Linked DNA regions of Homo sapiens: region 1 is linked to region 2. Evidence: read pairs that join two places in POLR2A ChIA-PET (ENCODE). Cell type or tissue: MCF 10A. All regions are shown on one strand.

Region 1 (4,000 bases), 59 kb before region 2:
TATGTTTTAAACAACCCAACCATGGTTCTTTACCACAAATAGTCTGAGAAGTACTGCTCTATATAACTCCATGAAGTAGGAGGAATTATTCCTATTTGATAAATATGAAGGCTAAGGAATGTTTACAGTACTCTCTAACTAGTAAGTAGTAGCACTGGGATTTTGTCTTCTGATTCCAAGTAGAAGTATCATTGCAAAGTCATCAAAAATGTCAGTTAGCTGTGTTCTGTTTAGTCACAGATTAAGTCTTTGATACCAGTATTTCTTTCTACAACATATGCTACTAGAATAGGGGCTGATTAGCAAATGTGAATCGGTAAAATTTCAGTGCCTCTGCTAGAAAGAAAACACCATGGCTTTCTGAAACTCAGTACTATTATCTTGGAAAACAAAGACAGTGATCCCAGCTCTTTCCACACTAAAAAGGAAATAGGATTTGGGGAAGAAGGTACAGTGAAATGAGCTATTATTAAAAGGCTATCTGATTCTACCAGTTCTGCCAACAATTGACTAGGTGACATTGGGGAAATAATTCAATATTCTGGGCCTCAACTTCATCTGTAAAACAGGCCTCAATAAGATGATCTCCAGAGTCTCTTTCAGATCTATCATTGTGAATCTGATAGCATCAATACTGCAGTATTCAAAGAACCTCCCTAGGAAGATGCAGGATGGTCCTTGGTAAGGCTTGCTCAGTGCATGTCTATTGGATTGCAGTAAATCCTTGATGGACAAATGAGTAAGATATGGAATACTGGAGAGGATCTACTAGGGCAGGGCATAAGAGGGAGCAGTGTAACTATGGTGTGTATGCAGAAATAGCCATGTGGTACTTGAAGCAGAAGATGCGTGTCTCTCTAAGAGCATGGGAAAGAGTGTGGTCTGCATAGAATGGCTAGACTGTGTCTTTTCTTACCTCTAGCTAATTATCCACAGACCTTAACACAAAATCAAAATGAGAACAGTATGATAGTTCCATATTGTTACTTCAAGGAAATTCCAAAACCCTTACCTAGTAAACATAATGTGTGCATGCCATTTTGTCTGTTCTTCTTCACTTTGTCAAAGAAGCTTTCTGGTCTCCAAGTGTCTGTCCAAAAAACAATAGAAACTGTCTCTCCAAACTTATATAACTAGAAAAAAAAACATTAATTAATGATGGAACAATTAACTACTATTTCATAGATAAGGAGAGAATTTAATCATTTTACAACCAAAATAAAAAGTGAATATCCAACTCGAAATGGGTTGGGGATCAAATCTGTCACCAAAAAAGGTAACAGGAACTTCTCTTTGGTTCATGGTAGCTGGTGTCTTTCTGATGCTAGTAGTAAGTAAGTTTCAGTAATAAGTTTCTAGTATTTCTGCATTCTGTATAGGAACATGTGTAACAATTTCATAATTTAGCTATATAGTTGCTAAAAATACTGAAATGCAAAGAACCCAGGAGAAAAAAAAAAGAGTTCTGAGCAATCAGAGCGGGGTTCACAAGGTTAATATTGTTCTCATTTTACAGATGAGACCATCAAGGCTTAGAAAGAGCAACTGACTTAGCTAGTCACATAGCTAACTAATATAAAAATAAACACTTAAATCTAGCCTGAGGGAATGCTCCCTTCCATCACACTATCTCAAGAAAACAAAGCATATGCTCACTCCTGTCATTGTTCCAAACCTATAGTCCCTTAATTTGGCAAGATTGTATTTGTTCCCTCACTATAGAGTTCAGGGATGAGGGCCTTTTTCCAAACCTTCTCTTTAACCCACAAGTGGCCCACCCAGGTTCACCATCACTACAACCAAGAAGCTGGCTTCTCTGATCCAGACTGGCTGAACTAGCTCACTTAAGTGAGTCCAATTTCAAATCTTATGTGAGAAAATCTACTTTTGAATTCTGGCTCTGCAACTTGTTGGCTGTGTGATATTACTGTAAGATTTTATATCTAAAATAGGAATAGTGATAAAATTCTGTTTTTCCTACTCCTAGGGTTGTGAGGATCATATTACATGTAAAAAGTTATTCAAACTGTGAAACAATAGGTTAATATTAGTTCTTATCTCAGCACTGAGCAAAGGACATTTATTTTCAAAGACAATATAAAACAGAATACTAAAGTTGTATAAAGATTTAATTATTCAATTTAAATAGTACTTGAAATAATTTATAATAGAACTGGTAAGCACTAGACTCACATCTAGTCCTCTGCCACAAATTAACCGTGTGCCTGAAATAGCCATGTGACTTCAGGAAGTCACTTTTCTCAGCCTTGGGTTCTTCAATTAAAAATGCAGAACCTGGTCTGGAGCAAGGATTAGTCATCCTCTGCTTCCAGTAGCCTAAGGCTTTTCAAATCAGTTTCAGAGGCTCAGCAAGATATGAGGGGAAGACAAGCAGGAAGGAAACAGAGAAGGTGGGGCATTCAGGTGTTTCATCCCTAATTCCCTAGAGCAGCAGCTCAACGTTTCTCAGTTTTTACATAATGAGGTCCTATAAACTATAATCAACACTCATAATGGTGACTTTGAGTTCTAAAGGGAAGGTTCATCATGTTCTTCATAGGCCACAGCCTACATCTTACCTACCAACAAGGTTTACTCCCAAAGTCCATTTGAAAGCTGCCTAAAAACATATTATCTCATAGAAGTTATGCTATTCAGTAGCAATCAAATTCACAGGTCAGTGTACAAAGACCCATGTAACTCCAAGTATTGAGTCATGAAACTTCCTGCCACATGTGACAGGTTTCCCTGTGACAATGTATTTCTAGTTCCAATGTGGAATGCCAGGAATATGTTCACTCTGTGCCAAGCTACCAGGATCGGTCCTGGCCCTGCTGAGGGGTTTTGTTATTATTATTGGGTGATGAGAGGCAAACTTAGCCAACAAATACTTATTACAGATCATCTACTATGTACCAGGTATTATGCTAGTCACAGGTTTAAAATGACAGGCAAAACACAGCTCTGGCTCTCATGGATTGTGCAGTCTTGCTCATGTCTCATACAGCAGAGAAAGGCTCTGCAGTCATGGCACTGGTTCTTACTATGATTAATCATGGACAAGTCAAGTAACATTCCCAATCCTTGGGAGGAACCCTTCTACAAAATGGGTATAATAACTGTAAACATAAAAATGTGGTTTTTAAGGGTTAAATGACACAAAGTATGCAGAGTGCCTAGTAGTGCCTTGCACATGGAAAAGTCTTAGTGTTAGGAATTTGATGATATAATAATGATAATGTTTTAATAATGAAGATGTTCTAAAATGCTGTGTCCTGCTTTAATCCAACTGCTTTCCTTATTGGAGTAAGCTCAAAAATATTACTAAATACTTGAAACTACATTTATGATTTCATTCTGACAAGTTCAACTGTTTACATTCTAAAAAGGATTTTTCACATCTCAGATCAAACTATGAAATATTAGTATTATTCCATAAAAAAGCTTCAAGGTAAAACTGTTAAAAAAATTATATATGCAATAATACATACTTTAAATGAGTCTTAAATACTTTAAGAGTCATGGGAATACAGTCATGGAAGGAAATAAGTTCTTCATTCAAAAAGAAAGTGACAGACCACTTAAGAAAGAATTGAGATGCAAGTCACATATAAACACTAAAGCATTTTGTGTAGCAGTGTCTTTGAATTGTCTAATTTGAGAGATTAAAGAAAACCTCACACAAGCACTGCTCTCCAGGACCCTGATTTATAAACTGTAACCACTCCTGTAGCTGTGGTGCAAACTTCTTCAGTGAATCCTGGAACATTATGCAAACAATTTCACCATATGTCAATACCTCAAAGAACAAAAGAACCAGTTCTTTGTGTTTCACAATCGAAGGGCTTACCAGTGAACTATACTAGAGCAAAGTCACACAGTGATGAGAACTGAGATTGCAGAAGCCTAAGTATTGAACCATCCTATAATATTCATATAAGCCTTTGTGCTGTGATCATTTTTCCTCCAAAACATTATTGCTGCAAATCTAAATTTAAAG
Region 2 (4,000 bases):
TTCCATTGGCACTTGAAAAGAATGGATATTCTGTATTAGTTAGAGTGTTCTATATATGTCAATTAGGCCAAGTTGATTGATAGTGTTGTTTAGGTCATCTACATGCTTAATGATTTTTTTTCATTTACTAGAGAGAAGTGTTAGAATATCGAACTATAACTGTAGGTTTATATATTTTTCTTTCAAGTTCTGTTAGTTTTAGCTTTATGTATTTTTCAGCTCTGTTATTAGATGCATGTACTTTAAGATTGTTATATTTTCTTGATTAATTGACTTCTTTATCATTGTGAAATGTCTCTCTATATCTACTATATCTCTTGTTCTGAAGTCTATTTTAGCTGATAATAATATAGCTACTCTGCCTTTCTTTTGAGTAATATTTACAAGGTATATCTTTTTATATTCTTTTCTTTTTAACCAATCTCTGTCTCTATATTTAAGGTGGATTCCTTGTAAACAGCATATAGTTGGATCCTGCTTTTTCAGAAATCCAGTCTGACATACTTTAAAATTATAGTGTCTAGAGCATTTAGAATTAATATAATTATTGATACCATTTGTTTTATGTCTACCATCTATTTGTTTTATATTTATCTCATCTGGTCTTTCCCTTTTTTCTCTTTTAAAAAACTTATTAATTGGGTATTTAATTTCTACTATTTGACGATTTTTTTTAGTTGCTGATTTATTTTTAGTACATATCTTTAACTTGTCATAGTCGACATTTAAATTATAATACTCCTCCTATCCTTTATGCTCTTATTATGTCACACATTTTAAGGCTATATATGTAGTATCAACCTCATAATACATTATTATTTGCTTTAAACAGACATAAATATCTTTTTAAGAAATTAAAAATGAGAAAAATATTTTTTATATATATTCACATATTTACCATTTCTGTTGCTTGTCATTGTTTGCTGTAGGTCCATATTTCTATCTGGTATCATTCTTCTTTGGCTGCAGAACTTCTTTTTACAGTTGGGTGGGTGTGTGTGCGTGCACGTGCACATGTGTACCCGTGCATGTGTATTTGTGTGTGTGTTCATGTGAACGTGTGTGCTGGACTGCTGGTGATAAATTCTCTTGAAAGAATTCATCTGAAAAAGTCAATGTTTTCCCTATGTATTTGAAAGATATTTTTACTGGGTCAGAATTGTAGGTTGACAGTTTTATTTTGTTCTGTTTCCTTTCAGCACTTTAAAGAGGTCTTTTCATTATCTTCTGGTCTGCATGGCTTCTGATAAGAAATTGGCTGTCGGTTTTGTCTTTGTCCCCCTGAATATAATGTGTCTTTTTTCCTCTGGGCATTTAAGATGTTCTCTTTATCACTGATTTTCAGCAATTTGATTATGATTTGCCTTAGAGTGGTTTTCATTGTTTCTTCTGCTTGGAGTCATTGAGATTCTTGGATATATCTGAAAACTTGATTTACGTATTTTTTTTCTGGTTTACTAGCTGTTTACAGTGAAAGTGCAATGCCCATGGCAGATGTCTTAGTCTGTTTGGGCTGCTATAACAAAATGCCATGAACTGATTGGTTTATAAACAACACAAATGTATTTCTACAGTTCTGAAGGCTGGGAAGTTCACAATCAAAGTGCTAGCAGATTTGGTGTCTGGTGAGGTCTGCTTTCTAATTCATAGATGGTGCCTTCTCACTGTGTCCTTACATAGTGGAAGGCATGAGGCAACTCTCCGGGACTTCTTTTATAAGGACACTAGTTCCATTCATGAGGGCAGAGCCTTCATGATTTAATCTACCTACCAAAGACCCACTTTCTAATACCATAACATGGATGATGAGGTTTCAACATATTAATTTGGGGGAAACATGAACATTCAGATGATAACAGCAGGTAATATTTCATGTGTGGAATCAGAAGTCTTATTTTGTTATTATTGGTAGAAGATGGCTTTTTCACTTATAAGTCATAAACATGTTATTAATTATGTCTTCCAAAATTTTCAGATTTTGTTGTCAAATTTGAGAAAACTTCTCTCATTTTTTCTTGACTTAACCACATACTTTCAGTGCCCGACACCAAAGGACCTGTTCATATACCATGACCACCTCTGGCCCTGCATCTTTGTGTCATGATTCTAGATGAGTCAGTACTCAGGGTGATAGAAGTATTGCTAGAAGCCAGTCTTGAATTTTCTTGGCTAGTTATAATATAACCATATACAAGACTCTGCAGGCCTCATAAGCCTATCCCATTAAATCCAAGCTAAATATATACCTAACTCAATCTCCATTTAGCTGGATCTTTGTTGTTGTTTTTTTTTTTTATCTTAGAAATGGGGTCTCACTCTGTCATCCAGACCAGAGTGCAGTAGCTCAATAATAGCTTAATGTAACCCCAAATCCCTCGGTTCAAGCAATCATCCTGCCCCAGTCTCTCAAGTAGCTAGGACTACAGATGTGTGCCGCTACACCTGGTTAATTTTTTAAATTTTCTTGTAGAGAAGGGGTAACACTATGTTGCCTCGACTGGTCTCAAACTCCTGGCCTCAAGCAGTCCTCCTGCCTAGGCCTCCCAAAGCACTGGGATTACAGGCATGAGCCACCATGCCCAGCCAGGTGGATATTAACATTCATGTAGCCACTCCAACATACCTACCATGAGGAGAAGTAATGGAAAAGACATAATGAAAAGAGACGCTGGTATTAATTGATTGCAGTTAATATATCTTACTGTTACAAATTGTACAAAAGTGTATGATCACTAAATATAATGCTGGTGTTTCTCTCTGGGCCTTGGGAGGGGCTTGTGCAGAGACGCCCTGTCACTTATGTTTCATTCACTTTACACTAATTCTGCTCTGACTTTACCATTGTTGTTTTAAAAGCAGGATCATTCTGTGTCACACACTAGTATAATCTTGGGCTGTAATAGAAATTGTTGTTCAGCACTGAAAACAGGAATGAGGAAACGTGCTGTTAATGTGTCTCTTACTTCAGCTATCTGATTCTGACAAAATCCAAGTCAGTACTCAGTTATATACTGTTTCCCCAGCCTAGTGGAAAAAAAAATTGAGTTTAGTAGAGATTTGGGTTAAAGAAAAGGAAATCCCTTTTGCAGTTTAGAGGTCTTAATGATTGGGGCCGGGCACGGTGGGTCACGCCTGTAATCCCAGCACTTTGGGAAATCGAGGCAGGCAGATCACAAGGTCAGGAGATCGAGACCATCCTCGCTAACACGGTGAAACCCTGTCTCTACTAAAAGTACAAAAAATAGCCAGGTGTGGTGGCGCATGCCTGTACTCCCAGTTACTCGAGAGGCTGAGGCAGGAGAATGGGGTGAACCTGGGAGGCGGAGCTTGCAGTGAGTGGAGATCGCGTTACTGCACTCCCCAAAAAAAAAAAAAAAAAAAAAGAAGAAAAAAAATAGAGGTGTTAATGATTACAAAACAAAAATAAGTTAAGCAAAAATTTTGATTCAAAAGTAGAAAGTGTATATTTCATTTCACTTTTGTACTTAATAAGTGGTATAGTTCTCACTTGTTTGTTGTTTCATTTGTTCCCTCAGTCTGTCACTTATAAATAATGAATATGTAAACTTGATTTTCACAACTTGGTTTGCTGCAATATAGCCCCCCAAAGTAACTGGGCTTTTATTAGTTTTTATTGCAAGTATTCCAGTTTTAACAGCTTTGATAGCAACTATATCTTAATTTTTTCTCTTATAAAAATGCTGAGAATCCCTTTTCATAAACAAGTGTTTTTTTTAAAGATAACTTTATCAACATGGCAACAGTCTCTAAGTTTCAGATGTGGTGCTACTTAGTCCCTTATAAAGAACGAATGGGGTCGGGCGTGGTGGCTCACACCTGTAATCCCAGCACTTTGGGAAGCTGAGGCGGGCAGGTCACAAGGTCAGGAGTTTGAGACCAGCCTGACCAACATGATGAAATCCCATCTCTACTAAAAATACAAAAATTAGCCAGGCGTAGTGGTGTGTGCCTGTAATCCCAGCTACTCAGGAGGCTGAAG

Evidence for each region. Peaks named below come from ENCODE experiments on the same cell type or tissue, not always from the same donor. Only the 100,000 strongest peaks of a DNase experiment are listed, where the experiment ranks them.
Region 1: POLR2A ChIA-PET joins it to region 2 with 5 read pairs; 5 of 35 experiments call an interaction of 5 or more read pairs at or near these places.

The regions. Positions count from the first base shown.
Region 1 is chr1:101,000,455-101,004,454 of GRCh38, forward strand. DPH5 (diphthamide biosynthesis 5) reads right to left here. Exons shown (of 8, transcript NM_015958.3): 5 at 1,013-1,133. Among named protein-coding and RNA genes, the nearest start is that of DPH5, 23 kb to the right of the region's middle. In MCF 10A, no CTCF peak of the experiment used is centred here; DNase peaks (open chromatin) are centred at 2,327 and 3,827.
Region 2 is chr1:101,059,102-101,063,101 of GRCh38, forward strand. The region is part of intron 1 of DPH5-DT (DPH5 divergent transcript); the gene reads left to right. Among named protein-coding and RNA genes, the nearest start is that of DPH5-DT, 35 kb to the left of the region's middle. In MCF 10A, no CTCF peak of the experiment used is centred here; no DNase peak of the experiment used is centred here.